Linked DNA regions of Mus musculus: region 1 is linked to region 2. A link is a loop called in an ENCODE intact Hi-C map of the cell type or tissue named here. Cell type or tissue: left cerebral cortex. All regions are shown on one strand.

Region 1 (8,000 bases), 380 kb after region 2:
CCCATTCCTCAACCACAGCAGTAAATGTCTAAAATTGGTGCTGGTTCTGATAAACATGGTGATGACATCAGCCTGTGCTCCAGCTCCTGGAGAACAGTGACTACTCAGTCACTTGTGAGCAGTTAGGTCCCAGCAGCACTGTCCTGTCTGTACAACTCCAGGCCAGTTACCGCAGGGATCTCTAAGGCTTGTCATACATACTCAGGGAGGGTGGGTAAAGAAAAGAACCATATAACCATTTGAAAGGAGATTAACCTTATGTGGCACATCAACATGTCGCTGACCTCACTGAACTGTATATGTAAATGGGAGAGAGAGATGTAAGACAGACAGAGAGAGAGAGAGGGAGAGAGAGAGAGAGAGAGAGAGAGAGAGAGAGAGAGAATCGAGTCTGCTATGTAATGGTCAATAACTGTACCACACCATGGGGATGCTCCTCTGCACATTAAGCCAGGCTGTGTGAGCCCAAAGTAAGCATCCATTCTTTGCCAATTAGCAAACCACACTTATCCACAGAAGTTTCTAGCTACAAGTGCCACAGGAAAAAAAAAAAAACCCTCAAAAACACCATGTGAGAGTTGGGGATAGGGAGCATGCGGAAGCATGGCTTCCTCTGGGTAGTTCTGTGATGGATACGATGCCAAGGACCGAGAAACCCTTACCTCCTGTCTCTGGAATTGCGGAGATCTGCGATTCACTCCTCTATAAGGATGGGGGGGGGGGGCACAAGTGTGTGTGTGTTGGGGGGGGTAGTGCGTGTGTGTGTGTGTGTGCTACTGGAGAGTCCTCCACTTTGGTGTACACAGTACCCGGCTTCTTAGGGGGCTGCGGCATCTGTGCCTTCCTGACCCTCCCTGCAGACAGTAGCTACCTGAGAACCTTTAGTGCTGGCAACAGAAAGACAGTTTGCCAAGAAGGTTAGTTGCTGTGCGGCTGAAGCCATAGGACCTGCCTGGCTCCCAGGTGCCCAAACATCGCAGCGGGATTAGCAGGTTGAGCTAGAGTTGTCATCATACCTCCTCTTATAACGCAAGGGGCAAACATCAGTCTGCACTGGCTTGAGCAGCGTCTACCCACCTCTGTGCCTAGGCTGTTTGCATCTTCACAAGCGCCTGGCAAGTCTGGACCGACTTGACTAGCTCTTGTAAGCTCCGCAAGCGGCTTAGGCTCTTGGCTGGAGGCTGCAACCCGGGGCCGCATGAGCGGCAGGAATTCTGGGTGCTAGTCACTTTCAGAAAGTTTCCCTACATTTACGGCTCCCTACAAACGCCCCCACTCTACCAACTACTTACCAATAGCGGCGACCAACAGACGGACAGCACACACATGATCCCCATGAGCTGGATGGCCGTCTCCGTGGTGATTCTGCCCCACTGGGCGCTGGACTGCGAGACGGCGGCTTTGGCCCGACAGCGGGACACCAGGGCTTTGATGGTCGCCAGGTTGCAGGCAAAGGTCACCACCAGAGCCAGCAAGCCCAAGCAGGCGAAGGCGGAGGCAAAGGCCACGCTGCCCGGCTCGCGCGCAGGGTCTGTCTCGTTGCCCGCCGGCCCGGTGCTGATGAAGCACCACGTGCCCGGCCACTGCACGCTGTAGCGGCCCACGCCCAGCACCGGCAGCAGCGCGAAGGCGAGCACAGACAGCCACACGCCCAGCAGTACCGCGCGCGTGGCGCGAGTCTTCATGTGGCTGGCATACCAGTGCGGCGCACGGATGGCCAGGGCGCGCTCCACGGCCATGGCGCTGGCCACCAGGAGCGAGGATAGCCCGAACACTGTCATGGTTAGCCCGAAGAAGGTGCACAGACGCCCCGATGGGTCGAGCTGCTCCCAGCGTCGCTGTGACAGGTACACGAGGATGACCACCGGGCTGGTCAGGAGCTGCCCCACTAAGTCGGTGAGCGCCAGCCAGCCAATGCACAGCAGGAAAGACTTCTTGCGCTTGCTCTCGCGGCGCCGGTAGCTGCGCGACACGAGCAGCATGGCCAGCGCGTTGCCCACGAAGCCAGTGACCATCATGGTGATGGGAAAGGCCACGGACACGGAGCCGCAGTCGTCGGTAGTACTTGACAGGTTGCTGTGCGCTTCAGCAGAGTGCTCCGGCGCCCACATGCTAGCCATAGTGGCGGGGCCACGGTAGGGCGCACGGGGCCGGAGCCTCCCGGCTCAGCTGCGGGATAGCAGCAGAGTGCACTGGGGGACAGCCGGAGCCCAGGCTCTGCTCTCCATCGCCCGCCGCCTCCCGCGCTAGGCTGCGGGGACTGGACAGGCGCCGCCCGACGCCGCGCGAGGCTCCTCCCGCGCCTTGGAGCTCGAGGGGCGGTGCTGCGAGTAGGCAGGCGAAGGGCGGTGTGGGCTGGGATCACCTGGCGCCGCGCCCCCTAGGTCTGCCTCTCCAGCTCTGGGACTCTGTAAAGTGCTCATCAGCCTTTGGGTTACGTGACACTGGAGAAAAGACGAAATCTGACATGTTAGTAGCTGCGTGAATCGCAATGCTGATTTCTCCTCATGTTTGACTGTCATTGAATTTGTTTTATTTAATATATATATATAAATATATATATGTATATGTATCAATATCATATGTATATACATATGATACTCACATCTGGGAAAGAATAGGGATGAGTTTGTGTTTTAAGTCTTCCTGAAACTATTGCCTTATTTTACTTTGGACTAATTCCAAACTCATATTGGTAAAATACTTTTCTAGGATAATGTCAGTTTAAAAATCCAAAACCAAGTAAGCACACAGGTGAAAGTACATAGCAAATTCACATTTTCACTGAGTGACATTTCAGTATAATGATACATTTAAATTTTAAGAGTATTCTGGAATTCATACATCAAAGAAAATATGCCACCCTTTAGTTAGATCAAAAATTTTATATTTATTAATAACTAACTTGTTTACATTATCATCCCCCTATTTCCCACCCCGCTGTGTGTGTGTGTGTGTGTGTGTGAGAGAGAGAGAGAGAGAGAGAGAGAGAGAGAGAGAGAGAGAGAGAGAGAGAGAGAGAGAGAGAGTCCTTTCGTATTTACATTGAGGTCAGACTTCAACATGGAGTGTCTTCCACTGTGACTCCCGGCCTGGTATGGCCTCACACACCCAAGCCCAACAGCCAGGCTACTTTTACTCAGGTGTTGGGAATCCCAATTCAGGTCTTCCTTTGAGTGGTTAGCATTCTATTCATTAGGTCACTTCCCCCTGCCTAATGCTTACTGAGAAGGTCGACCATAAGAACATGTATTGGCAAAGATAGTTAATCAATCTCTCTCTCTCTCTCCCTCTCTCTCTCTCTCCCTCTCTCTCTCTCTTATTGGATATTTTCATTTACATTTCATGTTATCCCCTTTCCCGCCCCTCCCTGTAACACCCTATCACATCTCTCCCCCTGCTTCTAAGAGGGTGTTCCTCCACCCACCCACCCACTCCCACCTCCCCACCTTTGATTCCCCTACACTGGGGCATCTATCCAACCTTCATAGGACCAAGGACCTCTCCTTCCACTTGATACCATGACAAGACCATCCTCTGCTACATATGCAGCTGGAGCCATGTGTATTCCTTTGTTGACAGCTCTTAACAAAGTTTCAGAAACCCTTCTCTTCTTGAAGCATTTTTTTTTTCCCAGCCAGAGTTACCTACATTTTAGCTGTTCACCCTGCAAATAAGTAACTTTTAGATTCTCCTGGTTGTTTTCCTGTTGGTTCTTTTGCTAGCTGCCAAGAGTTGACTTAGTTCATTTGAAACGACACTCCCCTCTAGTGGCTAAACTGCTAACATGCACTATCTTGTATTAAAGAGAATTTCTTTAAAACATTTTTTTTTTTAATTCTTTAATCCCCCTCCTGGTCTGCCTTCTAACTGTTCCACATCCCATACCTCCTCCTCCCCCCAAAACCCCGGCTCCAAGAGGATGTTCCCCACCCCCCACCCCTCAAGACCTTCCCCACTCCTTGAAACCTGAAGTCTCTTGAGGGTTAGGTGCATCTTCTCTGACTGAACCCAGACCCATCAGTCCTCTGCTGTATGTGTGTTGGGGGCCTCATACCAGCTGGTGTATGCTGCCTGGTTGGTGGCTCAGTGTCTGAGCGATCTCCGGAGTCCAGGTTAGTTGAGACTACTGCTCTTCCTATTGGGTTGCCCTCCTGCTCAGCTTCTCCCAGCTTTTCCCTAATTCAACCACAGGGGTCACCAGCCTCTGTCCATTGGTTAGGTGTAAATATCTGCATCTGAGTCTTTCAGCTGCTGCTTGTTGGGCCTTTCGGAGGGCAGTCATGATAGGTTCCTGTTTGTAAACACTCCATAATATCAGTAATAGTGTCAGGCCTTGAGGCCTCCCCTTGAGCTGGATGCCAATTTGGGCCAGTCACTGGACCTTCTTTATCTTAGGCTCTCCTCCATTTTTGACTCTGCAGGTTTTTTTTTCAGACAGGAACAATTTTGGGTCAGAGTTTTTGACTGTAGGATGGCAACCCCATCCCTTCACTTGATGTCCTGTCTTTCTGCTGGAGGTGGACTCTATAAGCTCCCTCTCCCCACTGTAGGGCATTTCATCTAAGGCCCCTACCTTTGAGTCCTGAGAGTCTCTCATGTCCCAGGTTTCTAATACATTCTAGAGGGTCCCCCCACCTACTACCGCCATAGGTTGACTGTTTCTATTCTTTCTGCTGGCCCTCGGGGCTTCAGTCCAGTGTCACCCCCACCCCACCCCAATACCTGATCATGTTCTCCTCTTTCCCTCCATGTACTTTGAGACTGGGTCTCTCATCTCCTGGAGCTCACAAATTGGGATAGAATGACTAGTCCGTGATCCTCAGGGATAAGGATCCTTGTCCCCCTTGCCCCCATTGCTGGGATTACAAATCTTATCACTAGACTGATCATTTCCACAGGCTTGAGGGAATGAGCTCAGCCCTGTACTTGAATCTCTGATTAACCAATAAACCAGTGGAGGCTGAAATAAAAGGAGCGTATTTTCATTTTTCAAAAACATTAAAGCTTATATTCACCTATCGTCACATTTAAATTCTGCTTTAGAGATTAAATTAATCTCTAGAGATTAATATTAAAATATTAATATTTTAATTTCAATATGCAAATGATTCATCTCATTTGTATCATTTTTTTTAGATTCAACCACATTTTAATATTCAGCTAATGTGTATGAACTTACCACATTAAACGTCCCTAGGGACTTGGCCTCAGAACCAGATCCACTGTTGCCATGTAAGAACAGTGGTTCTTTCTCATCCTTCGTCTTCAGTCATTCAGTGAGTACTCACTGGGCACCTGGTCTGTTACACACTGTCTTAGTTTTAGGGATGCCAACCAACACATTGAAGCCTCTACACCTATCAGGTTTATATTTCAACATCAATCTCTTGATTTTTCAGAAGCCCCACCGAGGGAAGTAGAGGGATCCCAGGAGTCTTGTATTTGTGGGCTGATTTACTCTGAAGGTGGCATCCTATAACTTAGTGGAAATTATACATTGTAGTGACTCTGGGTTGCATTTTTTTCCTGTGGTCACTTGACTGACCCACTGGACAATTCCTGAATTACAAGCCCGTTGCTATTTCTGAGTCTTCACTCTCTCATGCCTGCTTTATTCTGTGTTCACTGCAGATGGACCTTCTCTGTGCTTCAGTAATTTGCTGGTAAATCAGTAATGGGACCACACTCTCTGGTAATGGTGCGTCTTTCAATTTCCTGATGCATCCTGAATTGCCCATAGTGGGTAGGCATTCCTTTAGAAGCATCTAAGCTGTAGACATATTCAACAATTATATGATTTCTAGCTTCTCAGTACTTGTTTCTTTTCTGAGAGGCCTCTTCACTTTGGGCAGAGTTCAGCTGTGAGATGTGGATCAGAATGGGTTCTTTTGCATCTCTACAGTAGGCCCAGTTGTGTGACTCCTCTCCAAGCCTGATTGCAGTCACTAGCACCTTTTATGTGTACAGCTGTGATTTCCCTACCCCTGATTCCCAGGGTATGTTCATGAAGGTTCAGCAGTTAGCTTCATTCCAATAACAGCCCTCTGTTTCATGTTTCCCACTTATTTTTTAAATTAATCTCTCTGATTTTAAAAATCATTTCAAATGTTTTCTACTGAGTTATACTTTAGCAGAATATGGTCTTTGTTATTTAAAACTAACATTTATTAATTTTTCAAGGCAATGTGATACTAGCATAGGAAGACATTGCTGGTTTTTTTTAATGTAATGTTTCTCTTTTAAAAAATATTTATTTTACTTATATGAGTACACTGTTGCTCCCTTCAGATATACCAGAAGAGGGCATTGGATTCCATTACAGATGGTTGTGAGCTACCATGTGGTTGCTGGGAATTGAACTCAGGACCTCTTGAAGAAGAGCAGTTAGTGATCTTAACTGCTGAGCCATCTTTCCAGCTCCACCATTGCTGTTTTTAATGTGTCCTTTCCAAATTTAAGCACCAAAATGTTAGGGTTCAAGAATCACCAAAGAATGATATCCCAGATTCAAACAGTATCCAAAAGCAAAGAGTGTTTATTCAGCTGAATTTCCCGAATGCAGAGGTCTCCCGATTTGGGAATGGAGATGCATAGTGGGCTCGAATGTTAGTTAGAGGAATTCTGGGCAGGGATATGCGTCCTTTTACGGTGATTGGTTAGCTTTATCTCTTGGGGTCTGACTAATTCTACAATTGGTTAGGCTCAGAAACCTCCCTGGAGGGTTGCTTATTCATTCTAGCTACTACTCTAACTTCAGGCCAGATGACAAGGTGTTCTCAGATTGGTTGCCCGGGGCTCTGGTAGGCTAATCATGAGTTCCTAGATCCAGGTTCTTATTTCTGGGAAATAGCTTGTAGGCCTAGTCTCCCAAACTGTCAGTGTGCAGCCTATCATTGGATCAGCCTGGCTCTGAGCTTAGTCCTCCCAAAAACTTATGATATTTTCTGAAGTAGAGTTTATATACCATTCACATGGAAGAAACTAAGGCAAAGTTCAGTGAAAGAGAATATTCTAGAAATATACATGTTATATATATACATATATATATATACATATATACACACAATAAATACAATATATTGTACATATGTGTATGAACTCTTTATTACATATATACACCATGGTACATATTTGCAAGTTAAATTGTTTTTGTCATAGGTCTTCAAAAAATACAATTATAAAGCTGATTATGGTGCTACCTAACTATAATCTCAGGATTTGTTAAGGCAGGAGAATTTCCATAAGTTTGAAGACCCTGGTGAAGGCCACCTGGCAAGATCTTGTCTGAAAAACAAACCCCTAAATCAAATCTGTTCAGAAATAAAAATAAACATGACCTTGACCACACATAGAAAGAACCAAGATTTAAATGTATGCTTGAACTATAAATCTAGTCTAAAACAGAACATTTGTTAACTCTTCTCTGACAGTAATTACTAGGAGTGTCCTGGCAGCATATTTTGTTTGTTTAGTAACATATGATCACCCCTTTGGGTCAATATTCCTGGAAATTTTCATCCTTCTTGAATGCTAACAATCTAGCCAATTATTTTTTTTAAATGTTTTGTTTATTTGGTAGTTTATTTTCACAGTCAATTTGGCTGGATTTATTCATCCAGGAGGTAAATCTTTGCCTGTGTCTGTAAAGGTGTTTCCAGAGAGGATTAACTAGGGATGGAACATTCACCCTGGGTGTGGGCAGCTCCATTCAGAAAAGGGAAAGAAGGAACCCAGCCAATCTCTCTGCTCCCTGACTCTGGGTGTGATGTGACTGACCAGTTAGTTGTGTTTTACCTCTGCCAGGATGACTGCATTGCACTGTGAACTCAGCCCGTCCCCAAACTGTAAGAGAAACCAAACACTTGAATTGCTTTTGTCAAGAATTTTGTAATAATAATGAACAGTAGTTGATACAGCAAGGTGATTCTGAGAAGTGGGACCATCATTACTTGGATTATCTAAAGATGGGGCCCAAAGCTGTATACTAGAGGTGGCAG
Region 2 (8,000 bases):
CCACCAGCTGATAGTAAGAGGTTGATATGAGCTTAGGAATTCTAGGCATTATTTCTGTATCTTTTGTTTTCTCCTTTTTCCCTTTTTTGTTTGTTTGTCTGTCTGTTTGGCTGGTTTTCAGACATGGTTTCTCTGTGTAGACCTGTCCACCGTGGAACAAAATCTGAAGACCAAACTGGCCTCCAGCTCAGAGATCCTCCTGCTCTGCCTCCAATAATGCTGAATTCAAAGTCATGGGCCACCACCTTCTGGTCATTATTTCTAATTCTAGCCTCATGGTTTCTATTGCATATGCAACCTTAGCAAAGGTCTGTGCCCTTCTGGACACTTTTTTGATAGAAACTCAGTAAGAGCCTTTTAAGAAAATCATTTGAGGGCTGGTGAGATGGCTCAGTGGTTAAGAGCGCCGACTGCTCTTCCGAAGGTCCAGAGTTCAAATCCCAGCAACCTCATGGTGGCTCACAACCATCTGTAACGAAATCTGATGGCCTCTTCTGGAGTGTCTGAAGAAAGCTACAGTGTACTTACATATAATAAATAAATCTTAAAGAAAATCATTTGACAAAATCCATTTAAAGAATAAAACTACAGGGCTGGATTCAACTGGTAAAATAACTGCTAAACAACCCTGAGGACCTGAGTTTGAATCCTTGATATGAAAGTTGGGTATGGGGGCTGGAGAGATCTCTCAGCAGTTGAGAGTACTAACAGCACTGATGAAACTTCTGAAGACCCAGGTTCAATTCCCAGCACCCACATGGCAGCCCACAATTGTTTGTAACTCCAAGATCTGGCATCCTCACACAGACATGAAGGCAGAACACCAATGCACATAAAAAAATAAAATAATTTTCAAAAAGAAGTTGGATGTGGTAGCACATGCTTGAAATCCCAGAGTTGTAGAAACAAAGGAAGGCACATAAAATAAAAATAAATCTAAAAAAAAAAAAGTTTTAATAGCTAGGCTGGAGGCGGAGGCGGCTAGGGTTAAGTTAACCTGCAGTAATGGGAACAACAGACAACCTGGGTTCAATTCAATCCTGGGACCCACACAATGAAAGAGAGACTTAATTCTCCACAAGTTGTCCTTGGATCTTCACAAACAGGCATGCAGAAATAAATTCGGTTAAAAAAAAAAATACTGATCTTAGAGTTTAATGGGGACACTATGAAACTACAGAAGAGCACAGCAGTGCCTCTTCCCTGAGTGTGCCAAAAAGAGGCATGGTTGCACTTTTTACAGGCAAGAGCCCATAGCTGCTTTGATCATAAGTGATATAAAGGCAGCTAAATGAAATACAAAAAAAGGTGAATTTTGGTGGGTAAAGGTCAGGAGTATCCTTTAAGGATATATAGAATTCTAATTATTCTGAAAAGTATTTAGTTTTTAAAAATGATAAATACATAACTAGAAGCTCAACAATCAGTAATTCCAAAATTTCAGTAGTTCCTATGGCATCCACTTATCTCTTAAAGAGCATTAACTTGCAAAGGGGATGTTTGACCATTTTCAAAGAGACTTTAAGGCATGTAACTAAGTTCTAAAGGCAAAGATAAAACACAGCTACTACTAGACCACGTCTAAACAGCATCCTACTAACCAATACACTAGGGCTACGATTCAACTGTTTAAGTCGGCATCTAGTTCTCGGTAGCAGTCAAATGTGCTTGGTAGAACAGCACAGTAAAATAGACTAAAAGGCCGGGCGGTGGTGGCGCACACCTTTAATCCCAGCACTTGGGAGGTAGAGGCAGGCAGATTTCTGAGTTCGAGGCCAGACTGGTCTTACAAAATCAGAAGACAAAGACAGAAAACTGAACCAAAATCATTCATTTTTTTTGTTTTGTTTTCTACTTTTGTTCTAATTTTAGATAAAAAAAAAAAATCTAAAAACCAATGAAATTCAGGAAGCTTATTTTCACAGGTGGTATTGCATTAATGTGCAAAACCATTTTGTGCACAAATGTATAATACCATCTTGAGCAGTTTACCTAATTAATTAATGTAGAATGAATGGTCAGGTTAAAAACAGCTGCCAACAATATTTGCCTGTTAATAAAACATTGAAAAATATTTTCAACAATTACTATTTCACAAGACCTTAGTTAGATACAATCCACAGCACCACGAAGTAGGGGGGGGGGAGGCAGGGGAGGATGCAAATAAGTCTTTACAAAAACAACAACAACAAGTTGCTTTAAAGGGGTTAAAAAATCACCAGGCAAGATTCGGCCAAAAGTAGATACTGATACCGTTCACTACCAAATATACCATGCTTTCTCAAACATGTGCTGTCTTAGTCAGGGTTTCTATTCCTGCACAAACATGATGACCAAGAAACAAGTTGGGGAGGAAAGGGTTTATTCGGCTTACACTTACATACTGCTGTTCATCACCAAGGAAGTCAGGACTGGAACTCAAGCAGGTCAGAAAGCAGGAGCTGATGCAGAAGCCATGGAGGGATGTTTTTTACTGGCTTGCTTCCCCTGGCTTGCTCAGCCTGATCTCTTATAGAACCCAAGACTACCAGCCCAGAGATGGTCCCACCCAAGGGGCCTTTCCCCCTTGATCACTAATTGAGAAAATGCCTTACAGGTTGGATCTCATGGAGGCATTTCCTCAACTGAAGCTCCTTTCTCTGTGATAACTCCAACTGTGTCAAGTTGACACATAAAACCAGCCAGTACATGTGGCTAAGACTTTATAATGAAAACCATAGTATGTCTTTAGTCTCAATCAAGATGAAAAATGGTCCTGGTGTGGAAAGAGCAACAAAAACAAAAGTCTCTTCAATTGCTTTGGGAAATTAAATGCGGACACATTTCAGTATGGCTTTCAAAAACCAGTGTTTACAGCACGAGGTCAGTGACGGATAAAAACTCACATCTATCTGCGCGTACCTGGGCGGTGAAGACCGGCAAGAAGGGAGGGAGGGAAAAAGGAAACGTTCCCTAAAACCCAGAAGACCTGCCTGGATGTGAGATAGCCCGACCTTTTGGCACTCGCAAAGACTGCCGCAGAGAAAATGCAACCTGTCCCGAAATGCTCAGGTGGAAAAGAAGAAAACATCCTTGCTGCACCCTGACCCCTGGCACGCTCGCTGCACCTGAAAAGACTCGAGGTTTTCCGCCAGAGGAAAACACGGTGCGGGAGAAGGGACCGGGAACCCGGAGGCCAACGGTCACCCCCACCCCACCTCCGAGGGGACGGAAATTAGGCAAAGCTCACCATGATTATCTTTCTGTCCGATATTGTGCGTGCGGATGAGCGAGGACAGTCTCCTCACGTCCCCCTTAAAGACGCACTCGTGGACCGGGTAGAGCGAGGGGCAGCCGCCTCCGTCAGCGACTAAAGCGGGGTTGCTGCCGCCCAGGCAGGCCGGGGCAGGGCAGGTGGCAGTCACTGCGTTGTGCTGCGGCGGGGCCGGAACGCCGGGGCCCGGAACGGCGGGCGCCTTCAGCTGCAGCCGGTGGTGGTGGCTGAAGATCTTATGGCAGGCCTTGCCGCCCTTGCCGCTGCCGCCCGGTCCGCTTCTGCCCCCGGTGAAGGCGCCGCCGAGCGCGGCTGTCGCCTCCTCCTCGCAGGGCTCCAGCACGTCCCCGTCCTCTTTGCTGGGCTTGTGGTCCCTCCGCAGGGAGCGGATCTTCTCCCCGGTCATAGCCGCCGCGGCGCGCGGGACAGGCTCCGGGAGGCTCACCGCGGGCCGAGCCGGCGCGGCGGCGGCGCCGGGCGATTAGAGCGGCGGCCGCGAGCCTAGCACGCAGCATGAACTCCCGGGGCGACCGCGGGTCCGCGACACGCGCATCTCCCGGAGGCGGCGGCCCTCGTCTCGGACGAGGAAAGCCGCAGCTCAAGAGACCACGACCGCACGACGCCCGGCGCCGCCGCCGCCGCCTCCTCCTCACTCGGAAAGACCCGGCGCAGCCATCTTTCCCCGGCTCCTCTCGCGAGAGCTTCGGAGGAAACGCCGCCGCGGAGTGTTAGAGGGCCGCTTCTGCGCTTGGGTCAGGGTCCGGGCAGCGCCCGCGCTCCTCTCGCACAGGGTTCCACCCTGGGCCGGGCCCTGCGGCTGAATTCAGACCCAGACTCAGAGCTCTGACCTGGTGCTCTGGGCCTTCGTAAAGGAGGAGGTCAACGGCAGTTACGAACTCTAGCTTAAAGGCTGAAACCCTGTTTGTCAACCTCCCTCAGAACGACGTAGGAAGACACCACCGGATATCGGACGTGACGTCACTCAGCTGCGCTGGACCTTCAGTAAACACTCGCTAAGACTCTGCTGGGTTCCCTAACCTGTGCAAGGACTTGCTCAGGCTGGCAAGGCTGTAGGCGAGGAGAGATGGCCAGTTATCCTGGAGGAATCTAGGGCCTGACTTTGGAATTCAAAGGCTGTTTATTACACCGGGAATGGAGGATTTTTCAAACAGCTGTTAGTTGAGTGTATTTGGGACAAACGTCAGAGTTAAAGTATGTGGAGGATGCTTACTTGAGGAAATGGAGTAATTGTTTTTAAATAAGTGGGCAGTAACCCGGGTGAGAGATGATGAAAGCATGCTCTGGGATACAGTGAATCCGGAAAAAGCTTAAGACTCCTTTAAAAATGAGTTCAAATTTAGCATATTGAAGTTGGAGGTCCTTGGTGTTTTTACACAGAGTGCTAGTTATACAGTTTGGAATTTTGGACATAAATTCTTTGGAAGTAGGAAACGGATCTTAGATCAGATTCAGGAATTGCACAGTAACCCAGCGAAATAAAATGGTGTAGAACAAAAGTGCCATAAGACGTATAGAATGAATAGTCGAGGTAGTGAGTGGGAATCAAAGCACTGTGTGTGTGTGTGTGTGTGTGTGTGTGTGTGTGTGTGATGAAATTGTGAACATTTAGAAAACTAAACTGAACATGGTGGCTCACATCAATAAGTTCCAGCACTCCAGAAACTGAGGAAGGGCAAAAGGATTGATCACATGGATTCAAGGCTAGCCTGAGCTACAGAGTGAATGCTGTCCCAAAATTAGTAGATGGACCAGTGACATGACATGCCACTGAGCATTCAATCCCTGGGACCCACATGGTAAAAGAAAAGAACCCATTCCAACAAATTGTCCTCTGGTGCATACCCACACACACACACAAAATTAGTCTTAAAAAAAAAAAAAAAAAACAGTAAATAGTAGGTAGGCAGCCAAAATCATGTACCTAATTACTGGCTGCTACCTCTTGATGGATGTTAAAACTCCTAAGTGTTCTTTCAGTGAAATCAAACACCATGAACATTTTTTTTTAAGACAACCTATTGTGGTGGTATATGCTTACAATCCCAGCACTCGGGAAGTAGATACAGGAAGGTTGCCTCAAGTGACTGTTCTCAAAAAACAAACATCTCATCCCTTTAAACTTTGAGGTTTAAGGCTTATAGTATGTAATGGGTAGGGACATCAAAATATGAGTACTATTAAAGATATTTAGTACAAGAAAAATGTAAATTCTGAGATTCTGTAACATCCCAATATAACATAAGGGGAAATTATTAGTTTAAATTGACACAGAAATCAAATTTCAGAAAGTCTTTGTGAAGGGCTTGGAGAGGAGGATCGGCAGTTGAGAGAAGTGGCTGCTTTTTCAGAGGACCTGGGATTCAGCTTCCGGCACCCACATGACAGTTTACAACTATCTGTATGTAACTCCAGCAGTTTCTGACTACCTAACACCCTCACACAGATATACATTCGGGCAAAAAAAAAAAAAACATATAAAATAAAAATAAACAAAATCATTTTTAAAAGTCTTTGTGGAGGAAGTAGTATCTGAAAGAGGTTTTAAAGAACTTATGAAAGCCCAGTCTCCCCAGTCCCTTGTGTTGTTTTATTGGTTTTTGTTTCGTTTTGTTTTTTAACTTCATGATAGTGCTATATCTGCATTACACCTAATAAAGATGAGTATATACACAAGTTTGGTTTTTATAAAATTCTGAAGCAATTTTGATACATTTTATTGCCACAGACCCTCTGGATCCCTTTGTCTGTGTGGAATGGGTCTCTAGTCGCAGGTGGGGAAAGTGTCTGATGGGATGACAGATAGATGCACACAGGAGAGGTTGTGTAGAATCTGAATGTAATTTGTCAAATCGAACTTTTTATACAGAAGACAATAAGGAAGTTGGGTGACACACTCACAAGGTACAAAGAGGTTACTGGATTCTTACATAAATCAGAGGAATGCAAACACAGGTCTAACAGGAACCACCTGGGATAGAATTCATTGTTAACAACTGGGATCAACAAGGGCTCCACCAACAACATTATGAACTAACCAGTACCCCAGAGCTCTTGACTCTAGCTGCATATGTATCAAAAGATGGCCTAGTCGGCCATCAATGGAAAGAGAGGCCCATAGGTCAGGCAAACTTTATACGCCCCAGTACAGGGGAACGCCAGGGCCAAAAAATGGGAATGGGTGGGTAGGGGAGTGGGGGGGGGGGTGGATGTGGAGGACTTTTGGGATAGCATTGGAAATGTAATTGAGGAAAATACGTAATAAAAAAAAATAAAAAACAAGGGCTCCACCTAAGATTCACTTAATTTTAGAAGCCAGGGTCAAGGGCTTCGTGCCCTTGCCAAAGTTCCTATTTTAGTCTATTGTATAGTCCACCTTCCCCCTAGGCCATTGTAAATACGTGCGTCTGGGTATAACTCAGCTATCTATAGTTCTAAGTATCTACTCTGGTTTCTCCTTAGGTCTGAAACTCCCTTCTTCCTAGGTGATGGTAAATTCATGTGTAGGGCAGTGACTTAGTTTTTATTCAAAGTGATAGTGTAGTACCAGAGGCAATTCTGAATGTCACTGAATAGCAACATTTTTACTGAATTTCCAAGCCCATGGTCTTGCTCAAGGACTTTCTAGGACTGTTGGAACACTGGTGAAGGCTTTAGCTATGTCAGAATTCAATCTTAAAAGGCACTTATAATAGGATAATACTAAAAGAGAGCACGTGGATCCATACACTAGACTAACTCGGGAATGGAAAATTAATGTATGGGTTAGAGAGAACGCCAGACTCCAGGAGTGAGTTTCCGTGAAACCCTTCTGCCTCGTGTGTAGCATCCAAGCCTCTCAGCTTGTCAAGCTGACTCAACCAGAGCGTGTGGCACTTTATAATTCATATTATGCTCCCAGAAAATCTATTCCAAATATTAGTGACAAGAGTTTTCTGTGGAATTGGGCATGGTGGTACACGCCTTTAATACCAGCACTTGGGAGGCAGAAGCAGGCAGATTTCTGAATCCAGGACAGCCAAGGCTACACAGGAAAACCCTGTCTCGGGGAAAAAAAAAAAGAGTTTTCTGTGGTATTGAAGAAGAAGTCTATGGCAGGAAAAGACTTTAGGATCCATGTTGGAAATCACCTCTCCTAGCAGCAACACAGCCTCCTGAATTATGTTTCCTGTCTTTCCTTCTTCCTCATTCTCCATTACAATTTCCATATGCCTCCTTCATCTTCTTGGCCTTTGAGTTCTGTGAGGAGGGAGCCATACTTAGCGTTGCAGTGTCAGGGATGAGATGCATTGCTCCCATGCTGGTACCTGCAGCACCCACAGGTGTGCTTCAAAAAGACCTCTGCTCTCCTAAAACTGGACAAGCCAGTTAAAGCAGAATTTGGATTTACTAAGAGGAGGCAAACATGTTTAAAACAAAAAGAGATGCACTTAGGAAAAGTGCCCAAATGGCCTTCTCAAGAGTGTCACATTCGGGGGCTGGAGAGATGGCTTAGCGGTTAAGAGCACTGACTGTTCTTCCAAAGGTACTGAGTTCAAATCCCAGCAACCACATGATGGCTCACAATCATCCATAACGAAATCTGACTCTCTCTTCTCAAGTGTCTGACGACAGTGTACTTACATATAATGAATAAATAAATCTTTAAAAAAAAAAAAAGAATGTCAAGTGTCTTAACAGTCAGCTAGTTGTGGTCATTCCTAAATTTACACCATTCAAAGGGCTTCCA

The links. Peaks named below come from ENCODE experiments on the same cell type or tissue, not always from the same donor. Only the 100,000 strongest peaks of a DNase experiment are listed, where the experiment ranks them.
Region 1: a loop joins it to region 2, with 4 times the contacts of the local background. A loop is called at or near these places in 2 of 42 quality-filtered maps.

Annotation. Positions count from the first base shown.
Region 1 is chr3:157,561,138-157,569,137 of GRCm38, reverse strand. It overlaps Ptger3 (prostaglandin E receptor 3 (subtype EP3)), which reads right to left and starts at 2,262. Exons shown (of 4, transcript NM_001359745.2): 1 at 1,293-2,262. The coding sequence starts at 2,120. In left cerebral cortex, a CTCF peak has its summit at 3,770 (motif pointing left); DNase peaks (open chromatin) are centred at 1,164, 1,644, 2,308, 3,760 and 1 more place; H3K4me3 peaks cover 1,615 bases.
Region 2 is chr3:157,943,186-157,951,185 of GRCm38, reverse strand. Ankrd13c (ankyrin repeat domain 13c) reads right to left here and starts at 4,186. Exons shown (of 13, transcript NM_001013806.2): 1 at 3,230-4,186. The coding sequence starts at 3,659. In left cerebral cortex, no CTCF peak of the experiment used is centred here; DNase peaks (open chromatin) are centred at 2,999, 3,452, 4,002 and 4,204; H3K4me3 peaks cover 3,615 bases; H3K27ac peaks cover 1,679 bases.